Linked DNA regions of Homo sapiens: region 1 is linked to region 2. A link is an interaction called in ENCODE POLR2A ChIA-PET data of the cell type or tissue named here. Cell type or tissue: PC-3. All regions are shown on one strand. Links, peaks and the distances in the headings refer to the core of each region. The heading gives the core; the rest is flanking DNA. Region 1 overlaps HDAC9 (histone deacetylase 9). Region 2 overlaps LOC105375179 (a long non-coding RNA gene).

What was found. ChIA-PET counts read pairs that join two places held together with the same protein. Peaks named below come from ENCODE experiments on the same cell type or tissue, not always from the same donor. Only the 100,000 strongest peaks of a DNase experiment are listed, where the experiment ranks them.
Region 1: POLR2A ChIA-PET joins it to region 2 with 5 read pairs; 2 of 35 experiments call an interaction of 5 or more read pairs at or near these places.

Annotation. Positions count from the first base shown.
Region 1 is chr7:18,779,163-18,781,986 of GRCh38, reverse strand. All of the region lies in intron 16 of HDAC9 (histone deacetylase 9), which reads right to left. Among named protein-coding and RNA genes, the nearest start is that of HDAC9-AS1, 120 kb to the left of the region's middle. In PC-3, for the core only: no CTCF peak of the experiment used is centred there; no DNase peak of the experiment used is centred there.
Region 2 is chr7:19,390,742-19,393,565 of GRCh38, reverse strand. LOC105375179 (a long non-coding RNA gene) reads right to left here. Exons shown (of 6, transcript XR_007060244.1): 3 at 122-1,298. Among named protein-coding and RNA genes, the nearest start is that of FERD3L, 250 kb to the right of the region's middle. In PC-3, for the core only: no CTCF peak of the experiment used is centred there; a DNase peak (open chromatin) is centred at 1,105; H3K27ac peaks cover 963 bases.

The DNA of each region.
Region 1 (2,824 bases), core at 22-2,521, 610 kb after region 2:
AGCAGGTTGTATTAAAGCTAAACCGCAAAATAAAATAAAAATCATTTTAACTTTTGCACTGTGTCAGGTAAAGTGTATTTTTTAAATGAATCATCTACTGTGGACCAAATATTTCTGCAAACAGCATCTTGATTTGGTAACTTAAAAATTATCTACTTTCATCTTCTAATGCCAAATTTCTTTTTGTGTTTGCCTTGGGAAACAAAATAATTACCTTTTCCCACCTAAGTGGTATTTGATAAGCTCAACATTTTCCTATCCTTGATCCTTTACAATTAGGGCTAAAGCTGATGATTCCAGTAGATATTTTGTTTTTGGAAATGGTAAGAAAAGGGGTGTGAGTTGCGAGGTTCCAAGAAAAAGAAAAGCCTAATTTATTAGTAGATTCACAAGAAAAGGTAATAAAGTCAAATCTATTGCCCAAAGAAAGCAAAAAGTAAATATCTTTGGTCAGTATTTAAAGAACAGCATAGTGGGTAAGATTGGGGCACCTACTAGGTGCTGGACCCTATTAAGCACTTTACAAACACTACCTATTTAATTCCTCATGAGAGCTTTATAAAAGTATTATTAGTCACCTTTACAGAAGAGTAAACTGAACTGTAAAGAGGTTAAGTAACTTGACCAAAGTTATATAGTTGATGAGATGAAGAGCTGGGGTTTCAACCAAAGCCAACCCTGGACATTAATATCGTTATGGACTGAATTGTGTTTCCTCAGAATTCGCATATTGAAGTCCTAAGCCCAATGGGACTGTATTCAGCAATCAATAAGTCCTTTGAAAAGGTAATTAAGGTTAAATGAGATCATAAGGGTGGGGCCCTAATACAAAATGACTGATGTCCTTATAAGAAAAGAAAGAGACAGCAGGGATGCGCATGAACAGAGAAAAGCTTGTGAGGCCACAATGAGAAGAAGGTCATCCAAGGACCCAGGAGAGAAGCCTTAGGAGAAATCAAATCTGCCAACATTTTGATATTGAACTTCTAGGCTCCAGAACTGTGAGAAAATTAATTCCTGTTGCTTAAGCCACCCAATCTGTGGTATTGTGTTATGACAGCCCTAGCTAGCCAAATACAGATGTGAACTTTAAAAAGATATTCTGTGTTGTTGATTCTTTAGAACACAATGGGCTAGTGCAAGTGTCCTAGGCATAGGGTTATGGGTGTCTGTCTTTACTGCTCTTTCTTCAAGGTCTGACACATAATAGATGCTTAACAAATTTTGTCGAGGGAATGAATTAAGGATGAGAACCAAAGAATCCTATAGTGATACTGTTCTTTACAGGGCTTTACTGTGGCTAAACTATCTAAACTCCAAACACCACCCCTGTTTGGGCCCTGCAATACATCCATGATGTAGTGATGACTGCTTCTCTCATCTTCAGTCTGCACCAGGTATAGCCTACTAGCTCTTGCTTGCCAGCATTGGGTGCTTCCTTTGGTGCATCATCCTACAATGATGCTTCTTCACTGAATCATCCAACAACAACTGTGATGTCCCCAGTGCCCTGGATCTCTGTTGTCATGCATCACCCCTGTCTCTCACAGAAGCTTCCCCACTCACTATTTTCCCAAGGGAGACAGACTGTGTAAGACTTAAGTCAACAAGATCCCCAGTGACAAGCTAATGGGAGCCTGCTATCTGATCTCTCAAGAAAAATGAATTTTGTAAAAAGCTGTTTTAAATTTGGATAAAGTACTATCACACAGTAATGACATATTTGATCCCCAGAGAAGACAATAAATCACATTTCATTTATCACCTTACTTCATAGGTGAAGGAACTGAGGCCCAGTCATTTCAATGATTTGTGAGTCCATGGTCTTACAGGATCTTACCACTCAAAATGTGGTCCACGGATGAGTAGCAATGCCATCCCTGAGTGCTATGAGAAATGCAGAATCTCAGCTCGCATTTGGTCCTGCTGAATTGGAATCTGCACTTTAGAGTTGAAAAAGCGCTTTTGGAGCAGTGACAACGTAAAGATTTGAATCCAGATTCCGGAGTTCCTAAATGAAGGCTCTCTGCCTAGATGCCTAATCACTGGGATTTCTGAAAGCAATGTCCTCCCTCCCTTTATTTGTCTCCCTGCAGTGCCTTGATTCTAATGGTAGACTATTAGTTGGATAGGTAGGTCAGGTGGAGACCTCAGGGTTGCAGGGCTTTGGAGAACCTTTAAATCAGGGAGTCTGTTTACCCTCTGCAGACCTGAATCTACTCAAGGTGACCCCACAGGGTGGTGCAGTGCTCATTACCACATATAGCTGCCAGTGATAACCTACATTATCACATTTGATCCTCACAATAATACCATGTGGGAGCCTTGCTTAGCCCTATTTCATAGATAAAGAAACCAAGTCTCAGATAAGTGAAATAATAATTAACAGAGCCTTTGCATTGCTGGTTTCTCAGACTCAGGCTGGGCAGGATACTTCTAAAATAAAACTATTCCGAGCAGTTTTGTGGACGCTTAGGTGTCAACACTTCAAAACTTCTAGAGCCCTCTCTAATTCTGGGTGACTGTCCCTTTTCTCCTCCTGTGGGATAATAATGAGAATCATGATTCTGGTCTGAGAACCTCTGATATTCTTTATTGCATTCTTTTTCAATCAGCTCTGAGGCTGTAACAATGGGTGTTTTCCCTTCTCCCTTGTGATACAACATGCCAGCTCCTTGAATGTATATATTCATTTCGTGTTAGATGTTCTGCTGAAACCCTGAGAGTCTTGAAATGGAGCTGGGATGGATTTATGATAACAATGGGTGGGTGAACCCACATGCATTCTCTCTTTTGTTCAACATTGGAAGGAAGACATGAATGA
Region 2 (2,824 bases), core at 149-2,648:
GAGCACTTTATTACATACAGATTACACCTTAATAAAGTTGATTTTAAGAAAAACTGACCCTACTTCTTGGGACATGTCTAGAACTTTACAATGTGGTTAGAAAGATCAGTCTTCTTCATACCTTCAAGCTGTGAGACTGGCCTGCTTCTTTTAACTCATTTGTCCTACAAATAAGACAGAAGAGACTTCCTCAAGCAAATTATTTGCATCACTTCCCTGCTCAAATCCTTCTAACTATTCCCAATTATTTTAAAATCAAGTTGATACTTTGAATTGGGAAGCCAACAGTTAATTACTTGATTACTACAATTTGACAGAGCACTTATTTTCCAAACACATCATTCAGAATTCTGTCTTCTAATTACAAAGTGTCTTCCTTGTTTCCTACCAATTCTTCAGAAATTTGTTTCAAGTTCAACTACTTTCTAAAACTAGTCCAACTAAAGGCAAGTGCCTCACTTCTCCATGTTCACACACTCGCTCATGTGCACACACAAATGCCTATGACTGATCATGTATATATTTATGTATCTGTTTTTTGGTTGGTGGTGACTGTGTTGCATGTAACTTATGCTTCAAGCATCCTTTGTAAGTGCATGTAAAATACTGTAAAATTGGAGGCCTTTGTAAATTTTAGTTTCCATCCTTTTTACTTTTTTCTGATTATAAGCACCTTGAGGGCAGTGTTGCCATTTCCGTTTACCACCTGGCTGGCTATAGCTCTTCTAATATGGCAGGTGTTCAATAAATTGCATTGCATAAGGATCTGTGGTTGACTGATTAACTTCTTGGCAAATGAAATTTATTTAATATTCCCCTTGAGTTCACAAATGGTTTATGCACTTCACAAAGCACCTTTACTTAGAATCATTCTGGCCTTGCTTGAATCTGACCAATAACCTCTAAATAAAACACTAAGGTCTCTAAAAAGAAGACTGTCTTTTAGCCACATGGAGTATTTTCATTTTCATTACCCTATTGTTGCACACATATCAGACTGGAATATGGTTTACATACTAGAACCTTCCAACCTCCAACCCAGCAGTCTTGCACTGGTCTTTCTGTGCTCTGTTTTCTTTGTGAATCACGGATTAGTAGTGTAGCCTTTCTGACCTGCAATAAAACTCACACATTCCCTTAAACATATGCTACTCTACAATGAATTTCATTGAAGGAAAAAATACACGTGAATTCTACCTGACTGATTTTTTTTCAGCTTTGGGGTACTGTGGTTAGATCAAATAATGCAAGTTATGTCGGAGAGAGCCAGGAACTTCAGGCCTCCATAAATTCTGATCCTGTAAATCCAATGACAGAATTAGAATATTTTTCTTTGTCAAGGCTTCAACTTCTTTTTGTTTAAACATCAGGGCTTTCTAATCAACTTGCTATTGTTTCTCAGACAAAACAGAATCAAAAGTTATATTCTAAGGAAGGATGTGGCACAAGATAAATGATGGGAAATAAAGCTTACTACTGGAAAATACTCTTTAATAGTTTTCACTTGGATATCACACTTTTGTTTACTCTCTCTCTCTCTCTAGCACTAGACTTTGGAAAATACACATTATCCATACCACACCAGCATAAAATGAAGCCTGATTCTGTATGTATTAATACTTATTTACATTACGAAGTCAAACAATTTTTAAGTCACATTTAAATATGTTCATCATTTCCAAAGCTTTTTAAGAAAAGGGATATTATTTATCTATCACTAGAAAATACTGCTATGAAACTCTCCTCTGCCCTCTCCACACAAAGAAAAGATATATACACACATATTGTTTACCTTTTTCTACACAAAAACTCTGGAAGAATAAATTATTAAATTTTTAACAAAGTATTTCATGTATACTTCAGCCTCATTTTTTAAGGGAAGCGTTTCTATAAGTTATAGCAATTTGTTTCTATTATGAATACACACAAAGCACTTCTAATCTTCTTTTTGAAAGTAGACACTGGGGGGAGTTATTTTATCCCATCATGAATTATGGCTTTAAATTTACTTTGTTTTTAAAAATATTTTTAAAATTAATATACTTTGGGGTTTTTTGAGTAATTTTACATTCCCAGAAAAACTGGGTAGAACATACAGTTTCCATACATTATTATCCAACCCTCCCCACTTATAATTTCCTGTGTTATTAACCATTTGCATTAGCGTGGTACATTTATAATATTCTTTTAATATATACCTTTGGTAGCATTTATATTAATAATAATCTATGCTTAATAGCAGCTGAAAGTACATTTTTAAATGGATATTTTACCTTTATGTTAAAGATAAACATAAAGATCTATACAGAGTTACAACTATATATTTTTATGAGATATAAATAGTACATAATCCATCCCATTTTTATGATACTTTATAAGATTTTAAGCCTACCTTGATGCTTTTTGAAACACACACACACACACACACACACACACACACGCACACACAAAACTGCTTGTTTATTTTCTGAGGCCTGCGTGGGCACTTTACTTCAAAATGTGCTAATTGCTCTGACTTCGGCCAGGGCTCTTTGCTGGGCTGCACACCTCTGCCTGCTACATCTGTGTTTACATAACTTGTGGGATCACTCAGAGTCCTGCTGCAGGTCCCTTTAGCTTCTTTCAGGACCAGGCCTCAGTGAGTCTAACCAAAGTCAAAGTCACCCGGATCAGTTACTCCCGAGAGCTTACTCTGGTCAGAATCTACCTTTCACTAACAGTTTGATGCAAAATCATACACAACATATTCCCTCAACTGAGGACATATGGTTTGTACGACTGTAAATTTAAAAAGTAGTTGATAAATTACTTTGTAAGATCTTTA